Regions from separate parts of the Mus musculus genome. Here regions 1, 2 and 3 are each linked to region 4. A link is a loop called in an ENCODE intact Hi-C map of the cell type or tissue named here. Cell type or tissue: left cerebral cortex. All regions are shown on one strand.

Evidence for each region. Peaks named below come from ENCODE experiments on the same cell type or tissue, not always from the same donor. Only the 100,000 strongest peaks of a DNase experiment are listed, where the experiment ranks them.
Region 1: it touches region 4 in a loop (2.0-fold over the local background); 2 of 42 quality-filtered maps call a loop at or near these places.
Region 2: it touches region 4 in a loop (9-fold over the local background); 10 of 42 quality-filtered maps call a loop at or near these places.
Region 3: a loop joins it to region 4, with 2.6 times the contacts of the local background. A loop is called at or near these places in 2 of 42 quality-filtered maps.

What each region holds. Positions count from the first base shown.
Region 1 is chr8:66,775,442-66,780,441 of GRCm38, forward strand. No RefSeq gene overlaps it. Among named protein-coding and RNA genes, the nearest start is that of Npy1r, 81 kb to the left of the region's middle. In left cerebral cortex, no CTCF peak of the experiment used is centred here; DNase peaks (open chromatin) are centred at 1,984 and 4,426.
Region 2 is chr8:66,484,009-66,489,008 of GRCm38, forward strand. It overlaps Tma16 (translation machinery associated 16), which reads right to left and starts at 2,522. Exons shown (of 7, transcript NM_025465.3): 1 at 2,404-2,522; 2 at 50-162. The coding sequence starts at 2,406. In left cerebral cortex, no CTCF peak of the experiment used is centred here; a DNase peak (open chromatin) is centred at 2,567; H3K4me3 peaks cover 1,635 bases; H3K27ac peaks cover 839 bases.
Region 3 is chr8:66,754,238-66,759,237 of GRCm38, forward strand. No RefSeq gene overlaps it. Among named protein-coding and RNA genes, the nearest start is that of Npy1r, 59 kb to the left of the region's middle. In left cerebral cortex, no CTCF peak of the experiment used is centred here; DNase peaks (open chromatin) are centred at 2,072, 2,614 and 3,803; H3K27ac peaks cover 1,525 bases.
Region 4 is chr8:66,857,573-66,862,572 of GRCm38, forward strand. It overlaps Naf1 (nuclear assembly factor 1 ribonucleoprotein), which reads left to right and starts at 2,645. Exons shown (of 8, transcript NM_001163564.1): 1 at 2,645-3,474. The coding sequence starts at 2,795. In left cerebral cortex, no CTCF peak of the experiment used is centred here; DNase peaks (open chromatin) are centred at 2,617, 3,647, 4,244 and 4,745; H3K4me3 peaks cover 2,605 bases; H3K27ac peaks cover 1,477 bases.

The sequences.
Region 1 (5,000 bases), 82 kb before region 4:
TGCATCACATACGAGAGATTCCTGTCTTTTGGGATAGATTCCAGGAGAAAAGCAAGTCAGAGACATTGATAAGGAAGAGCATCTGTACTTAGAATGAGCAGATTATTTTATTCCAGAGCCCAGCTAGTCTCCTCACTGATTTCAAACTTCCTTTCCATCAATTTACACATCCGTAAGTCACATGTGAGTCATAAAAGTGGCTGTCTCATGGAACTGCGAGAACTACATGAGAAAAATGCATTTAATGTTTTTAGAAAACACCTCCCAATTAGGGATCATTTATCTCAACACTCCTGGGTAATAAACTTCAGAAAGAATATAACAGCTGGCTCAGGGACTAGAGAGATGGCACCACTCTTGTTGCTTTTGTAGAGCACCCAATTTGATTACCAGCATCCACATGGTGGCTGAAAACCACCCATGAATCAGTTCCAAAACATTGAATGCCCTTCTCTGCTTCTGTGGATATAGCACACATGTAGTACAAACATACATGCAGACAAAACAGTCACATATATAGAGTAAATAAATCTTTTAAAAGGAGAAAGTAAAAAAAAATAATAAAAAAATGAACTTGTTCAAATGTGAGTTTTCTGGGTCAGGTGATGCTCAGTGATCAACACCCTGCTTTCATTTGCTGGCTGTGGCTATCTTTCACTGAAGAATTTATCTTCTGTCCGCCTTCCTTATTCTTGCCTATCTACCTACTCTTAACTGAGTAGATTCTGTAAAAAAGAGATCTTAGATTTATAGATTTAACTTCTCTTCAAGTTTACTCTTTAAAAAAATATTTATTTATTTTGCATGTGTCTGTGCACATGTTTACATTTGTGAGTTCATGTGCTTGTCTGTGGAGGTCAGAGCTCAACTTAGAGTGTCATTTGTCTGAAGCAAATTATTACAGTTTTGAGACAGGGTTGCACTACAACCTAGGATTAGATGATCTAAGGACCAGCCTGCTTCCAGCTGTCCATTACAGGGATTACAAATGTGTCACTGTGCCCAGCTTTTGATATAGTGCCAGAGAGGGAATGCAGACTTTTGTGCCTATCAGCAAGCACCTGCTGCTTAAGTCATTATCCTTCAGCCACTGACTCTCCACCCTTTCATAGAGTCTCTATTTCTATTTGTGATCACCTGCTAGGTGTCTTAAGTGGACCTACCAGGACTTTCCAACACAACCAAGTCAATGTGTATGTTTCAGCATAATAATAACTGGGTTATGTCTGGGCTTTCCAGAGTGAAAGAAAGAACAAAAGAATGAAAGAAAAGGAAGGGAGGGAGGGAGGGAGGGAGGGAGGAGAGGGAGGGAAGCAGGAGAGAAGGAGAGAGGAGGGAGGGAGGGAAGGAGGGAGGAGAGTGAAGGAGGGAAGGAAGGAAGGAAGGAAGGAAGGGAGGGAGGGAGGGAGGGAGGGAGGGAGGGAGGGAGGGAGGGAGGGAGGGAAGGAAGGAATAGTTAAGAGTTTGGATTAAAGGAATAGTTTCAAAGCTTTGCATTGTCAGTTTGTAATTCCAAGTAAAAATTAAAATAATTGCTCCTCATTCCCGCAAACTGCTGCTCTTCTTGTTTTTTTGCCTTAGACCTACAAGGTGGGATCCACAAGAACAGATTTTAGAAATCAAACATCACTTGCTAGTCATGTCCAAACACTTTAGGTGTTTACGTTGCTGAAGGAAGCAGTCCTTAGCAGATACGGAGTCTGTGCTTTCAGACTGACCATGCCGTGCTACTTACTCCCCTTCATACACCCGCTGCTTGTCAGAGCGGGAGAGGAAAATGTTTCCTCATAGAGAAATCTTAGGCTCATTGATTGGCGTGCTGCAAGTTCAATGAACAAAAGACAGATTACCAACAGATGTTTTTGAACGTGTGCAGTGCCAGACATGAGTGAGCCAAAAGGGTGGCTGGAATTTGAAGTCTACATACATAATTTAGTATGGTAAATGGAGAGAGAGAAAAGGTCAGTTCATTTAAAAAGCAAATACTTTTTATAACTCGCCGAGTCCAATTATTGCTGCCCATATGTGCATGGCTGTGGCTCATCTACGGCGGCATGGGCAACCAGCCAGTGGCCACCCCCTAAATAAGTGTGTTTCTCTATCCCCAGCAGCTGTCAACTGATCCTTTCCACGTGCGGGAATTTTACTGGCTTAATTTTGAGCAGATGACCACAGTCGCTATGAGTTCATGTGTGCACCAGCATGCCAAGCTCAGAGGACAGCAATCCACGGTCCTCCTCACCATCCTCTGGCTCTCACATTCTTCCCATACCCTCTGGTGAGTGGTTCCTGGCCCTATGGGGAGCACTCACTCAGCTACTCTCAGCAATTTGAAGAGTTTCAAGTCTCTGTATTAACCATTGCTTACTTCAGCAAAAGCTCTGCCTAAGGCTGAGAGAAGCACAAACTTATGGATACAAACCTAGATATCTAGAAGGCAGATTGACAGCAAGACTATTTAAAAAACATCATAGGATTTTCCCATTAGTCTCTGACTTCCCTACCTGTGGATTCTGGCTATGTTTATGGAGGCAGAGATGATTCCCTCCTGTGGAACAGGCCTCAAATCCAATTAAATGAGTGGTTGGTTACCCCCATAAGCACTCTTGACATTATTGCACTGGTGCAGATATTTTGTATGTCATAGCTGTAGGATGCAGGATCCACCATTGGGTAAAAACCACTTATGTCTTTCTCCCTGAGCAGTCTGAACAGCACCTTCCAGCACTAGGAAATCTAACCATCAGGGAGAGTTTCAGAAACCAAATGTTCTAAGGAAGATATTGGGTTGTTAGGAGAAAAGGAGGCAGATGTGACACTCTAATGACAGGTACATTTGGTTATGGTGCCAACATTTTGTTTCTGAGGTTTAAACTGCTCCTGGGGAGAAGGTAAATGACAACTCCATATTGGAGCCTCTGCTTCCAGCCAAAGAAATTTCATAAACGCAAATTCCTCTAGCTCAAAACAATTCTAATGCCAAAATTGCTTATTTTGAGTGATATATTCTGCCTTTTTAAAGTCTCTCTCTCTCTCTCTTTCTCTCTCTCTCTCTCTCTCTCCCTCTCCCTCTCCCTCTCCCTCTCACTCTCCCTCTCTCTCTCTCTCTCTCTCTCTCTCTCTCTCTCTCTCTCTCTCTCAGGCTAGCCTTGACCTCACTATATAGCTAAGGATGACTCGAACCCTGAACTTCTGGTCCTCCTGTCTCCAACTCCAAAGTGTGAATTACAGGCAAACACTACCATACTGATTTTATGTACTGCTTGGTATTGAACTCAGGCACCACCTTGCTAGACAAATACTCTCCCACCTGAGCTACATGTACTAGCCTTTAAATATTACATTCTGAACCTTCCACTATTCTTTTCAATGTTCCTTGTTCCAAAGTAAATCTGAGAAATCCTATATTAGTCCAAAATCTGGCTCAATTGCCCTTAGCAGTGCTAACCTCAGACACTTATTCCTCCATCTGTTCCCATGGCAGACCCTCCAGAGCTCTTTAGCATAGAACATCTGGTCTGTCTTAGAACCATGTTCATCCTCTCCTTTACTCAGTACCACAGTTTTAGAAGAATGCTCCCTACCATGCCTGCATATGAAAGTTGTAGGCCCTAGAGTGAAGCTACTGGGAGGTTAATAGACTGAGGAAGTGAGGGCTTCTGGGATATCATTGGGTCATACCTTGAGGGTATACCCTTAAGACAGATTGTGATAACCCACTCCTCTTCCCTTCTCATTGCTTCTTAGGTCATGGTTTAGGAGGTTTGCTCTACTCATGCTCCTAACATGATGTGTTAACCCTCCCCAGTAACCCAGTGATAACCTCAGATTAGACTAAAACCTCTAGAACCATGAGCTAAAACAAACCTTTGATTCATAAGTTTATTGCCTCAGGTATTTCGTTATAGTGACATGAAGGTGATTAATACAGTTAGTGCATTCCTTAGAGAAGTAGCCATTTTTTTCATATACTTGAATACTCAGTATTTTAAAACAACTACTTTTATAGCTGATGTAGTAAACGCTTAATGGTTGTGGAATAGATGTTTAAAATTTTCATAATGTCAAAATTTGCATGCAGCTTTGATCATGTGTTTAATTCAACTAGGTCATTGAATCTGATTTTTTTAGAACTTGGAAGTTTCTAAAAAACTTTATTTGGGTACATTTTGTTGTTTCCCCTTTCAAGATTTCATTACTATACATATATTTTCATTTGATTAAAATGTAGTCACTTTTGAAATTTATAATATAGGAAAATGATGCTGCCTACACTTGTATAGCAGATAATATATTTGCTATGAGATTTGAATTAAAATCGGCACAAATGTTAAGCATTGTGTAGTATCATTAGCATTTTGGCTAGAAATCTCTCCCTCTAAGCACATATGGGAGTTTTATTTTTATGCATAAATTTGCATAACCACTTTGCTATCTTTCACAGATGAGTCTTAAGACATTAACTTGACAAATATCATGATCAAGACATCAGTTTCAGTGGGTTTGAAACTACTTAATAAAGATATTTTTGTGTCTATTCAGTCTAGAATAGTCTTCATTAGTCTCTCTCTGACTCTTTCTGTCTACCTTTGTCTCTTTGTCTGTCTCTCTGTGTGTCTTTCCCCACCCTATTCATTCTTTTCCTTTCTTTCTTCCTCCACCAAAGAGAAACTTAAATATTGATGATTATGGATGTCCTTAATTAACGCATCTTTGCTCAAAAATATTTTACATGGTTTTACTTGACATTTTAAAATAACCCTATGGCAGCAGCATAGAATATTCAGGAACAAGTTTCTCCTGGAAGCTGGAGGTATTCTGATCAAGCAACTTCAGGTATTGTTTTGTATCTTGTTTATTTTTGCTTCATCTCTGTATAACCCGAATGCCCTAGCTTCTTCAGCCTCCACAAGAGACCTCTTAATACCTATGTCAGCTCATGAATCATCGACTCCTCCTGTGCTTGGCTGTACAGTTTAGCTCATTCACCTCCACTCTGA
Region 2 (5,000 bases), 370 kb before region 4:
CATAAAGGCGCTTTCCCCAGTGCAGGACACTAGCGAGACTGACACTCACCTTTCCTTCTTGTCTTGTTTGTGAGACTCTCTTGTAATCTGAGCTGCTTTTCTACTGTACGGATGGATGACTTTTTTTTCTCGTCCTACCATTTTTCCTTTTAGTCCTTTAGGCTAAAAGACAGGATACATATTGTCAGTTATGTTAAGCAACTATAGTTACAGAGATGTCACAATAGGAATCAGGCCACAGGCCAAACATTTTACTAACTCCAATGGTCTTTTGTTTCCCCATGATCATAACAGAAATGATCTATTCCACAATCTCCAAAGGCAGTAGACCAACAGAAACCAATAGAGTCAACACCGCTCAGTGACTCAGCCATGCCAGCTTAAAGTAGTTCTGACAACAGAGGGAGAAGACTCGTGGCTGGGAATGCTGGCTACAGTTAAGGATGTCTCTAATGTTACAGAGAGCAGAAGTGTAACAGGTATTTCACTGTGGCCCATGAAAAGAGAGTGGGGCAAAGGCACATGCAAAGTCCAAGTTGACCAAACTCAGCTGGTTCCAACCAACACCCCATAAACTATAAAGGCCACTTCAAAATCAGCACACCTAGAAGCAAACAAACCACTTCCCCACCCGAGCCTTACCAGTTAAAGCTTTCAGAATCCATTCCTCAAAGGCATTATATTTAAGGGGTTTCTTTTTGGTTTTTTGTTTTTGTTTTGTTTTTTGCTATGCAATCCTGTATTTTGGCCCATCTATATTATTTAAAGAGTCAGAATTGACTTTCTATAAGAGAAACCAAAAATAAAAATGGCTTAACCTAAATAGTTTTAGTCTCTTCTGGTTCACTTAAGGAGGCAGGCGCCCCCTACCCCGTTAGCCCATAATCTCCCAGACAGTCTGCAAGGGCTTAAAACCTGCCCTCCACTCTAGCCCTGAGTGGAAAAGAAACCTCAGGAAAGTTGTCCTACACCCTTTGCCCAAGTTCTACTGACCAAAACCTACTGTTACATAAAATAGATGAATATATATAATTTTTAATCTCTGAGAAAAAAAAAGACTATTAGGGAACAGGTGGTCCCTAATATTCCTCTTCAATAGTCACTCCTCTAAAGGCCAAATAGCTCTTGAAGCTTTTTCAAACCTGTCAGTTACCTTTATTCAACCCATACAATCAGGCCTAGGTTGCTCTATTGTTAGACCCCTTTACAAAGAAGTCGAAAAAATCTGTCTACAGTGTTAATCCAGTATAGAGTTTCTTTCCCTATTGAAAGAGATCAGCTTGGTTCTAAGCTTTAGCACAGAAAGCCATCTCTTCCAACTTTCTTCTCCAGCATTTCCTTCACACAGCTCCTTCTCCCCATTCTTACTGAAGATCACTATTCCAGAATAAACCACACTGCAACTTGAGACTACACTTGTTATCTCTGTCTGTAATTCTTTCCTTCCCTTTTCCTTTGCTAAGACAAAGCTCGAAATAATCTCAAAAAAACTCTCCAAATAATTAAAATGTTCATCAATTCCTCATTCACACAATTCTCTTAGACATTGGTCATTTTTTCATTAATCTGATGAGAGAAGGCACGTCTAAGTCTGAAACCCATCTGAGGTTGGCTATGAATAAAAAAATAATAATCTTAAAGCCGTAAGAACACACACATGGAGGATAGTGGGGCAAATGAGAAACGAGATTAAACATCAAACATACACATGGCGAAAACAGATTCTCACAAATTGTTCTCCGATATCCACACGTACATAAAATCAGTTATAAACATAAATTCGGCCAGGCGGTGGTGGCGCACCCCTTTATTCCCAGCACTTGGGAGGCAGAGGCAGGCGGATTTCTGACTTTGAGGCCAGCCTGGTCTACAAAGTGAGTTCCAGGACAGCCAGGGCTATACAGAGAAACCCTGTCTCGAAAGAAAAAAAAAAAAAACATAAATTCGGATACTGTGAATGAGCTCTTTATATCGCTATACATAAACCGTTTATAACACTCTTAACTACTGTCTTAAAATGCAAACAAAACAGCATTGTTGCCCGGTAGGAATGGGAGTTGTAGAGGCAGGACTAAAGTCAGAACAGAAGGGCTGCGGGCCGATGCACCTCGTGGGTGGCTGTGACCCTGGGCAGGGGAGACCTGCACTTGCCCCAGGGCAGAGGTGGGTGGATCCACAAAGCGGTATTAGTTAAGGCCCTCAGGAAAATGAGAAACCGGGAGACGTGGACAACGCCACCCAGAGCGAGTTGAGAACGCGCTGGAGCACTCCGATCCTGGGGCAGCACCGGGGGCCCACCACCGCCCCACGCAGCCACTCCGAGTCCCGGCTTCTCCCGGGTCCGAGCTTGTACTCCCCGGCCGCCCGACCAGAGCCTCCCGGAGAACCTAAGGGGCCGCTCACCATGGCGATGTCTTGGCCACCGAGGCCGGGCGATGTCCCGATGCGACAATTTCACAGAGGGCAGCGCAGCCGCTCTCAAGTCCGCTTCTTCCCTAACACACGTGGGCCCCGGGGGAAACAAATAGGGGCGGACAGGAAGGGGAGGAGCTGGTGCTTTCTCTAAAGCGTCCCTAGAAACTGAGACGTAATGTTTTTCCGCCCGCCTTGTTTTACAGCCCGGGAGCCACACAAAGGCGGGGAGAGTAGAGAGAGAGAGAGAGTCGAGCTCAGAGAACAGAAGTCTGTCTGTCTTCTGTTTCTGACTGAAAGGCCGGCCTTGAGTATCGGCCAGAAGGCAGCTCTCCATGGGCGAGCAACTTGTTAGGAGATAGCATTACCTCACCTAGAGGTGCCCATCTCCCAGAATGGTGTAAATTCAGCCTTCACTTTTCCTTTGATTTTCTCTACCATTTTCTTTCTATATCTAAAGCCTGTCTCTCCGGCCTTGTTATTCCGTTTTTGAACAGCATGGTAAAATTTGATAGAAAGTCTTACGTAGTAATTATTAATCAAATGCCTAGTACATGCTACGCATTGAAGGTACTTTGACAGTTTCCCTACTTTCTTTTTTGTATAATTTCTATCTGTAGTGGGACATAAAGAAGTTAGTATTTCAAATACTATTATAATATAAATTATTACCATAGACTAAGTGGATTTAACATACACAAAAAAGGGGAGGAGATGAAGGATCAGGAGGAGAAGGGATGGGAGAAGAGGAGATGTATGGGGGAGTGTTAGGAGAGGGATATGGGAGAAAGGGGGGGCGAGGAAGAGGATGACAATGAATGGATTCCTTGGACCCTATCAGACAACTCTGAAATAAAACTAGAATCCAACAGCAAGAGAAACTACAGGACTTAAAACAAATACTTGGACACGTAATGGTACAATTTTAAATGTACAGTGGGTCACTGAAGAAATCAAGGAGAAAATTCTTAGAAACAAATGAAAATCATAGGCACTCTACGAGCTAGCTAAAGCATCCTAACAGGAAAGTGAGTATTTACAATAAAGCAAAATGAGAGTTTCCAAGTGAAGTAATAATTCATCTTAAGGTTCTAGAAATAAGAAGTCACTCCCAAACCCAATCACTGGATAAATAAATAAATTCATCAATCGATCACTATTAAAGCGGGACCTAATGAAATAGAGACCAAAAAAACCCTCAATACATAGGAATAGCTAAAGCAATCGTTTTTGTTAAAGGACAACTGTTAGTATTTTGTCTAAGCTCCACAACACAGTTATCTGGCAACAGCCAGGTAGGTTCTGCCCCCCCAGTTACCTGGCGTGGTCCCTCAGGGGGAAGGGCTGTGGGCCCACGGAGGCATCCCCTTCCCCATGCCTGACTACACCTCCACAGAATATATCCCCCCTTTATCTTTTTATAAACACATCAATAACAAGACTGATTAAACCCCTAGCCAAACTAGCAAAAGAAATCCCAAATTAATAAAAGTAAAGGTGAAAGCAGGAATTGTAACAACAGACTCCAGTGAAATTCAGATAATCTATAGAATACTTGGAAAATTTTATTTCAAAATGCTGATAAACATCAAAGTATTTGATGTATTTCTAAACATGTATGACACACCAAGATCCCTGAAAATATAATACAGTAAATGTGTTCATTATATGTAATAAGATTAAAAGCAATAATTAAAAGTCTCATCCAAAGAAATGTCTAGAATCAGATGGACTCATGGCTGAATTCTACCAAACTTTTTTTTTTTTTTTTTTTTTTTTTCTGAGACAGGGTTTCTCTGTGTAGCCCTGGCTGTCCTGGAACTCACTTTGTAGACCAGGCTGGCCTTGAACTCAGAGATCCTCCTACCTCTGCCTCTCAAGTGCTGGGATTAAAGGCGTGCACCACCACTGTCCTGCCCAAAATTTTAAGAAAGTCCTGATACTAACACTTCTTAAATCATTTCTCAAAGTAGAAAATGAAGGAGTACCTAGTTTATTCTATGAAAGCAGTATTATCTTGAATAAGCTCAGATAAAGACATAGCAGTTACAGACTAATTTTCCTGATGAACAAAGCTGCAAAAAAATTGTGAACAAAATAATTGCAAACCAAACACAATTAAAATACATTACATAATTTAAATGTATTCAAAATATATAGTATTTTCAAAAATACATTATCATACACCTAACCAATTAGGCAAATTGATGAATATAATACGCTATACAAATAAACTAAAAGACAGAAATAAGATCGCTGGATTTTAAACTGAGGATTTGCAGCCAAGGTGACTATTTAACATAACAAAGCAGACCTGGCCTTCAGCGTTCTCCCAGAATTCCTCAGTCCCTACCATTTCAGGGTATGGCTGACACACCTCACTCTCTACCCTGAAATTTCCAGCCCAGGGGCTAGGCTGTTCTTCCTCCAGAAGTTCTTCCCTATATAATCCAGACATTTTAATTTCTCCCACCCACTGTCTCCTCTCTCCCTGCCCCTTCCCCTCATCATCTTCTTTCTCCCTGCATGCACATACTCTTTCTTTCTCTTCCCCTTCTCCTCTGTTTCTGACCCCATGAAGACTTCCC
Region 3 (5,000 bases), 100 kb before region 4:
GTGTGTGTGTTGGGGAGTGATATCCAGGTGGCAGGAGGTACTTTCATTTTTCAGAGGAGAAGGGAAGGTGGGAAGACCACCATGAGAAGATGTGGATCATGAGAACATGGTCAGGAGAAGTAGACCCTGAGGTCAGGCTAATAGAGCAAAATTAACCAGGGTGAGATTCATGCAGCAAGTACTTGGAGAACACAGCTGGGAAAATAACAGTCTACCATATTGAAAAATCACCCAGTAATTGTTCCAAAGTCAATTTAAAAAGTCCACAGGACTCTGCCTCAATTATTGGGGGCTGGCTGGTCTTATTAATAACCAATAGAGTTTATTAAAATCCATTTACAAAATGGTGTATAAATGTGTGTGTGTGCATGTGTGTGTATTTATGTATGTATGTGTGTGTAGTCTGTCATGTAGAAAAAAACATATCTGAGTCTGACGGTGGTGGCACATGCCTTTAATCCCAGCACTTGGGAGGCAGAGGCAGGCAGATTTCTGAGTTCCAGTCCAGCCTGGTCTACAGAGTGAGTTCCAGGACAGCCAGGGCTATACAGAAAAACCCTGTCTTGAAAAAACAAAACACAAAAAACAAACAAACAAAAAACAAACAAATAAACAAAAAAACCCAACCATATCTGAAAAAAAAACACAATCACAATCACATTGTGACTTACTGCTGCATGAAAAAACTGGATGAAATTTTGAATTATCTTTTAAATTTCTTACGTTTGTTTTGTTTATTTGAGACACACTCTCAGTATTTTACAGCTCTGGTTGGCCTTGAAGTTCACTACATAGACCAAGCAAGCTTCAAAGTCACATAGATCTGCTGGCCTCTGAGCAATCTTTTATTTTTTTTAAACATTTATTTATTCATTTAAAGTGTATGTGTGTTTGGGTGTGTGCAAGGACACTATGTACGTGTAGGTATCGAAGCAGGCCAGAAGGAGGTGTCAGGTCCTTCCTGAACCCATCCTCAACCTCACCAAGAGGAGTCAAGAGAAGGGAATTCCTCTCCTTCTGGTGGTAATCAAAAAATTATAGAACTCTAATAGTTTTATGCCACTCTAATAGTGACCCAGGCAATGTTGTATTGTCCAGTTGGAAGACAGTGATTAGTAAGAGACTTGGACATAATACCTCAAATTGTGCAACTCTCCCTAAAGCCACAAACTAGTGCCACTGTCTTGTGGCAGCACATCTGAATCAGAGTTACAGTTGGTGGCAAACCTTGCCTTTGGAGTTTGAATATCCATAAACTGTAGTTTACTAAAACAATGCCATGTAGGGACATGACTCAGTTGCTAAAATGCTCACTGAACAAGAATTGGATGCCCAGAACACACACACACACACACACACACACACACACACACACACACACACACACACACACACACACGTATGCAGTGGAGTGGAGTTATAAGCCTAGCACTTAAAGAGGAGGGGACAAAGCCTGGGGTAGAAGCCTGCCAACTTAGCTCCCTTGGCAAGTTCAAAGCCAGTTAGAGGCTCTATCACAAAAAACAAACTGGACAGAAAAGAGACGTCAGAACTGAAATGTTTTCCTCCTTTCTCGCTTGTTTTTGTGATGGATTGGGTTGGCAATGAAATTCCAGCAGCCATACTTTCCGTTATTTGGTGCATGGTGAACAATTGAAACTGGATTCAACAGCATGTCTCATCTTCTCTTGTTTTTTCTGCTTCATTTAGTCTCATTCCAATGCAGTGGATGAAGCAGAATTCTTGCAGGCCGGGTTTAATCCACATCACACATTTATTCAACTGTTTAAACCACATTGAAACTTTTCCTTAAAGCAAATGTTCTTGTGTTTATTCTCCTTGAAATGTTTAGGCCCTCTAAGGACTGTTTGTGGCACCTGGGGATGCTTCTCTTCTTCAAGAGGCTATAAATGCACACATGACACCACTAGATGTTTCTTATTCCTTGTCATTCACAGTGGCTCTGACCCAGTGTGTGGAACCCTCCACATTCCACATCTATAAATGATAGGTGGTCCTGGATGATTTTCAAGTGTCTCTTGTTTCTAAACCTTTACCATGGTTTTTATATAAAGAACAGTGCTTGTGAATATGGGTTCTTGAGCCCATTGCGTGGGCTCACATCCCAGCTCTCCCACTTACCATCTGGATAACCTTGGGTGAATGATTCACTTACATTTATGAGTGTCAGCTATCTCCTCCGAAAAATGTACACATGGTTGTCTCTCCTGAACAGAGCAATGGAGGAAGTGAAACACATGTATGTGTACATATATGAGACAGGACTCACAAGCACAAGGCTCAAGTAGTATTTAATTTCATACCACATTCAAGAGTCATCTCTTAGTTCATGTTAATTAGGTGCTGGACACTGTGTTAATCTTTACATATCCATTCCACACAACTCTTTGAAGTATGATTTTGATTTCTATTTCCCTAATAAGGAAAATGAAGGCAAGCGACCTAAAACAAGGTAGCTGTGTAGCTGCAGCTCTACAATAGGTGCAGCTCTCAGCAAATGCCTTTCCTTTTGAATTCACATTTCCATACCATGTGGTTTATGCAAAATTCTATGAAATGGTGGCTGGAGAGATGACTCAGTAAACTGCCTCCTGTTTGCAGTATGAGAGCCTGATTTGGATCTCCAGAATCCCCATTGAAAAGCCTCCTGTGATGTCCCACATTTATAATCCCAGCACTGAGGATGTGGAGATAAGCAGCTTCCGAGGCTTAGCTGGCCACTCAGACCAGTATACCCAGCAAGCCACAGTCCAGTGAGAAACACTGCTTCAAAGAAACTATAGAGGATTCCTCAGAAACAACACTCACGGTTGTTCTTGGGTTTCCATATGCACACACCATCCATATTCACACACACACACCGTTTAAAAAGAAAGCTCTAAGAAATAGCTATAAATCACGCATCTGAAATGTAAGAACCATAGAATCACTGAAGATGATTGTCTCTGAGCTCATCAGGTCATGACAAGCTTGATGGCCACATGTTTCTTTGGCAATGAGAGATCCAGTTCTAGGAAACAGCCCGCTCCCGTAGCCCAATACTTTCCATCAGAACTTTCCCATAGGCACCTGAAGAAGGATGTGCTTTGTGTCCATACATTAACCAAATAATCCAGAACTCAGCACGTTCCAGTTAACTTTTGGCTTTTTATGAGCAGAGTGATATCTTTACTGGCTTCTTTTATTGATCCATTTCACAAGCTGGAGGAGGGAGACAAACAGGAGGACAAAAGGACAAGTGATCTGGAGGTAGATGAAAGGGGAACGGAGAAAACGGTCACACTAGGCCTTAAGCCAGCATTGTATAAGAGACAACAGCGAGTGAAATGTGATGGGCTTGTTTGATGCTCACCTTCTGAGTTCCTCCTTCTGTGAGTGGACTCCACATCCTTCCTTACTTAAAACATTGTACACACACACACACGTGCGTGCACATGCACATAAATATTCATACACCAAATAGTGGGAAAAATAGGAACCCATTTTTTTGTTGTTGTTTTGTTTGTTTGTTTCTACTAGGAAACTGAAAGCAAATGCAAAATAAATGTCCCTGGTTTCAAACAGTATTCCCTACAATGCTAATATAATATACTCTGCTCCTCTGTTTTCCATTATTTGAGAGGTATTCACTAGGAACCAACCACTTGAGTTAAGCACTGGAAACAGTGGGAGAGAATAGAGGAAACACACACACAGAGATTCTCCTTAAACCTGAGAGGTATAGCATGTGACTTATGATACGTGCAGGCCTGAGAAAGGCAGGCAGATGGTAAGCTAGAGGCAGTGGGAGGTGGTAGCTTCAAGGGAGGGAAGGGATGGAACAGTTCATGGTGACTTGTTGCTGGAAGGGAATGAACGACAGGATCTTTCCTCAAGGTGGTCATAGTACAGGGTCAACATTATACATACCCAACCATGACTAACATGAACAAGTACCATTGAAATCATCTGACAGAAGCTTATAAGATGCTAAAAAGCTAATGAATCATAGGCTAAGAATCAAGTTCTATTTTCTGACCATACAAGCTTAGAGACAGAGCTGGCCAGCTCAGATCTGGGGAATGTAAGGAAGAGGGAGATTAAGACTGTGCTTGCTTGTGGCTACTGAAAACTTTCTCCAGAGTCCTAAAGTAATAAAGCATAGACTAAAGGAGCAGGGCTGGCCCACAAAGCCAGAGAAGGACCAGACCACTGCATCTGGCCATTGACAAGTAGCCTAAGCCAACCAGACCTGGCATAGAAGCCCTAAGGATCCTTCCGGATCCTTTTCTTCATTGCTTCGCCTTCTGGTTTGCTTTTCTGTTGCTATGATACATACCATGAACAATAGCAATCTTGCCGGAAGGGGTTGACTTCATCTTATGCTTCCAGGTCACAATCCACCTTTGAGGGAAGTTAGGCAGGAACCCAGCAGCAGGAACAATGGAGGAACAGTGTTTGCTTGCTCTATGACTCATAGCCAGCCATTTTTCTTCTACAGCCTAGGACCACATGGCCAGGATGATGTCACCACCATCTGAAGGCCCTCCTCCAGCAATCCTTTATCAAGACAATCACAGTCTCTCACAGATATGAACACAGGTCAATCTAATCAAAGCAACTTTCTAATTGTTCCTTCTTAGCCTGTAACTCAAGATTGTGTTCAATTGACAAAAAACTAACCAACACAACTGGCAACCAACCTACTCCTCAAATCCTGCATCCCTTTCTACTTGTTTATCCTGTTGACAGCCAGCTGCCTCCACAGCAGAGTTTCTGGGTTCTGCCATACTCCTCCATCCAGAAGTCACTCCTGTTTGTTTGGACCAGGGCTCCAGAAGATTTCAAAAAAAGAAAAAGAAAAAGAAAAAAAATAGAAAAGAATTCAAAATGTCAATGCTCACAGTTGAATTTCTAGTTGTAGCGGAGGAATTACCTGAGAGCAGCAGACTGTTCTGACCTCTTTCTATTGTCTTTCAAGCCAAGAATACAGGAAGCAG
Region 4 (5,000 bases):
ATATAAACCAGACAGTGTAAGGCTAGGGTGTGGCTCAGTGGTAGAGTTCATCAATAACCTATTAGGTCCTACCTTCACTCTCCAAAGTGGCAAGGAAAGACATGGGTGACCCAGCCCATGGGACAGATATAGTCAGATATGGTAGCTTGATAATCCTTTTCCCTCTTATTGTTGTGGGGCAGTTACAAAATATCAGCTTCACTGAGAAAAGTCTGAGCTTTCCTTAGAAGGATTAGCTTTGTTTTAAGGTTCAAAAAAGTTGCATCTGTGTGGGAGAAGTCTTGTTTTCTGGAAATCTCTGAGGCCAGCAGCCTCACACTGCTAAATGGTCTGTAGCGAGGACCTTTGAAATATGCTTGAGCCAGGTTTATGGCTACTGAGAGTATTATAGTTACGTTACTTCCCAGACTGCACACTGCAGTTTCTTACCTTCTTCTACTTCACAAATATCTCTTGTTTTCCAACTTATCTTTTTTACTGAACTATGAATTCCTTCTGAGGAGGATTGTGATTCATTAGTCTTCTTATACAAGCAAGCTATACAGCAGTGCATAGCTCAAAACAATGCTAAGTAAACAATTTTGGAATGAGCAGATGAGTTCTGGAATTCTCCTTGAGCTCTGCTTCTGATCCTAACTCTTTATTGATTGCTTGTCTTGTATCTTTAAATTTCCTTTAGCATTTTCAATTGACTACGATGTTTTTTTCTGAGTCAATTTTAAACAGTCATTAGCATTTTTTCAACTTCTCCAGTTTTACAGGTGTCTTAATCAGGGTTTCTATTCCTGCACAAACATCATGACCAGGAAGCAAGTTGGGGAGGAAAGAATGTACTCAGCTTACACTTCCATACTGCTGTTCATCACTAAAGGAAGTCAGGACTGGAACTCAAGCAGGTCAGGAAGCAGGAGCTGATGCAGAGGCCATGGAGGGATGTTAGTTACTGGCTTGCTTCCCCTGGCTTGCTCAGCTTGCTTTCTTATAGAACCTAAGATTACTACCAGCCCAGGCATGGCACCACCTACGAGGTGTCCTCCCCCCTGTATCACTAATTGAGAAAATGCCTTAAAACTGGATCCCATGAAGGCATTTCCTCCTTTCTCTGAGATAACTCCAGCTTGTGTCAAGTTGACACAAAACCAGCAAGTACAATAGATAACATCAACTTCTTTGTTCTTTCCTAGGTCACAAATTTTCTAGTACCTTGTTAAGGTCTTAAGATTTTGAATTGTCATTTATTCTACCTCATTGACTTAACCCCTAGTTTAGACTGCAATCATCTAATTTCTGAAAAAAATATAACATTTTGCTGCCCACAGAAATATTCTAAATAACATGTTGTCTCTTCTAAAATTCAGCTGTGTATCTCTACATATCAGTCATTATCAATGATACATATTATTCATAAATCCATGCTTTGGTTCACTTTGCAGGGGTATCTGTACAATGAATGCATGCTAGACAAGTCTTGCTTCTCTATACCATCTTATTTAATGTTCTATAAACTAAATGAGATAGTATTTTTGTCTGTATTCTACAGGTAAGTAAGATTTAGTTACACCCGGTTGCATATTTCAAGAAAAATGATAGAATTGGGGTTTTAGGATATGAGTATTTACTTGGGAAATATTGCCTTAGTACCTACCGTCTTGGATTTCTATTTCATCTGGAAGGGTTTCCAGGACACAGCCCACCAATTTTAACTTTCCATTGTTGTGCCTTTGAACAGTCTATTCTATACTTCAATTCTCTGCCAAGGATTCACCTTTGCTTTTAAAACTCACATTGGATTGTAAGCATTGTAATGTGCAGGAATGCCTGGATTGCTTCTTCTTTTACTTTAACTGAGAGTCTTCTATGGAGCTCCTACAATCAATTGTCAGTAAATAACATATAAAATTTTACATAGTCCTTCATGAATATGTATGCCTACTAAGTTGTTGCAATATTATTAGGTGAGACATTGATGCATCAAATTGAAGACCCAGAAAACCAGAAAAGTTTGATCTTTTCCTAAATCTTCTTTTGTAGTCTTGGCCTGTCCTGGAACTAGCTCAGTAGACCAGGCTGGCATCAAAATCACAGAGATCCACCTACCTCTGCCTCCTGAGTGCTGGGAATAAAAGCATGCACCAACACCTGGCGATAACTCCCCAAGTCTTAAGAACTTGGTGCTTGAGTGCCTTACAATCTGACGAAAAGATCTCCAGATTAAAATGCTACATTTTAGAGTCACCCCACACTTCCTATGAAGCAGCATCAACTATGATATAGCCCTGCCATAACATTATCAGTAAAATCCTTTACAACTCTTGTCTTTTCAATATACTGGAGAAAGAAAAGTATTGTTTTTTCTCTCACGGTGAGAATGTAAATGTGGTTTTATTTTCATTTAACTTTCAAGATAAATTACTAAAAGCGTCTTTTGAAGACGTTCTGACTCAAGATTCTCAAGTACAGAAACTAGTACTATAATCCTCATTCATTCCCACCACGCCTGGAAGCCCTCGCTTTAGTGAGCAGCACAGTTCACCAGAAGCAGTGAACTTGGCGGACTTAGGACCGCGCGGAAGCCAAGTTTCCTCCATAGTTGGAATCCTTCAGCCCCTGGGAACCGGCGTCTCGTTCATGACGTCACCGGCCCTCCCGGAAGTCCCGTGAATGATGCCGGGGGCGTGTCCTCAGGTCGGTCCGCGTGCGGTTACCTGAGAAACGCGCGGGCTTCAGCGTGGCCGAGTTGGCTAGCTTGGCTTCTGAGGAGACCCTCGCGCTGCTCTGCGGCCCGGGCGGCGCCATGGAGGTGGTGGAGGCCGCCGCGCAGCTGCAGACGCTCAAGTTCGGCGGCTCCGGCCAGGGGTCGGCAGCACCGCAGCCACCTGAGGATCGCCGGGAGGCCCCGCCGCCGGGGGTGCAGCCGCCGCCGCCAGCCCCGAGCTCGGATCCCGGCGGAAGACCACCGCCGCTGCCAGCCCCGAGCTCGGATCCCGGCGGAAGACCACCGCCGCTGCCAGCCCCGAACTCGGATCCCGGCGGAAGACCACCGCCGCTGCCAGCCCCGAGCTCGGATCCCGGCGGAAGACCACCGCCGCTGCCAGCCCCGAACTCGGATCCCGGCGGAAGACCACCGCCGCTGCCAGCCCCGAGCTCGGATCCCGGCGGAAGACCACCGCCGCTGCCAGCCCCGAACTCGGATCCCGGCGGAAGACCACCGCCGCCGCCAGCCCCGAGCTCGGATCCCGGCGGAAGACCACCGCCGCCGCCAGCCCCGAACTGGGATGCGGGCGGAAGACCACCACCGCCGCCAGCCCCGAACTCGGATCCCGGCGGAAGACCGACTCCGCCGCTGCCAGCCCTGAACTGGGATGCGGGCGGAAGACCACCGCCGCCGGGCGGGGCCTGGGTCACCGGCCGGAACGCCGCGGAGCCGCCGCCAGTGCTGCAGGCCTCGGACTCCTCGGACTCGGATTCGGACAGGTCGAGTGCACGAGAGGCCGGAGGGGGGCCGGGGACACGGGGCCTGGGGAGCGGGGCGCGCGGGCGTGCTCTGCGGGGCGGCGCAGCCGAGCTCCGTGCCACGTGCTCTCTGGGAGCTGGGACCCCGGGCTCGCCGGAGTGCTTCCCATGGTCCCAGCTACTTCTAGGAGTTCCCGCTTCCTTTCCAAACGTGATAGTCCCCAAAGTTACACGTGAAGTTAGTCACATGTTTGCAGTGTAGAAGCCTCGACGTTGGTAGATTATTTGTAAAATTACTCTGCTATGTTATTACCATAGGAACTCAGTTTAACATGTGCATTGGGGTTAGAAATTCTGACTCTTGTTTCAGTTCAGAATTGCTACGTTTTTCGTCGAGACTACTTTTTTGAGACCTCAGGAGTTAAGGGTCAGGAACAGGATTACCTTATGTTTCAAACTTCATTGCCCCCCTTTCCAGCGAGGATCTGGTGTAGCCCAGACTGGTCTGTAGCCTGGGAGGCTGACGTTGAACTCCTTGGTCCTCCTGTCTCCACCCTCCCAAGTGCAGGGTTGTACAACCATCCACTACTGTTCTCTACAAGTTGCTTCTTGACAGTTAATGGTATTCTGTAGACTCTTCATAGGGAGCTGGGTTCTATGAAATTTGCAAACCAGTTTCTTGGTATTTGGGGCTCTGTGCTTTACACAGACATTTCCTCTGTGTGTTGTTCATTTGTGGAAGAAGGCCCAGAACATAGAAGGCTATCAAACTACAAATGTTTGAGTAAGCATGGGGTGAGGGGGTTTCGGGAGATGGAACACTTTTAGGAAACCACTGAGAGAGGCAAGGGAGAATGGTTTCTACAAAAAGGAGAAGGTGTGAAGAGATTGGTGGAGGGAGCTAAGCCAATTATGAACAGCTTGGTTTTTTGGCAGTTCTAAGATGGTAGTCATCTTGTAAGCAGAGCCTGCACTATTGGGGAACAGATACAGGGGGTCGATCAGGAGCCAGAGTTGGAAAGGAAGCATGGGATACAGTCAGTAGTATTGGGAATTGACTTGTGACCCGTGTGGCAGAGGATACTACCTGTGTGCTAGGTAGATAATGTTTTGTTAATAGAACCATTCATTTCAAGTGTTTGATAATCGCTGTGTGACTTTTTCTGGGGAGATGTGAACAGACATCTCTTCATTCCAGTTTGTGCACCCAAGCCTAGCTCCATGAGCAATGCACATATTGTGCTTCTATTCAAGAGCATGGGTGACTCAAAGGTAGCTGTATCATGGGCAAGCCCACGTAGCTTGGGTGACAGAAAAGTAGTATCAGTGGAGCTCCTTGCTGTGGTGGCAGCTCTACCAGCAGTCTGCCCAGCAGTTTACTGCTTTTAGAACTTCAGGTTAGGGCCTTGTGAGTTTCACTAGTTTCCTGATTCTTCTAGGCCCTTCTCCTCCCTCTAGGAGCCAGGGCTTCAGTTGGGAGGAAATAGTTACACAGCGGTAGCCCAAACTAGTTTTTAAGAAGTTGTGGGCAGCCTCCAGTAGCAATT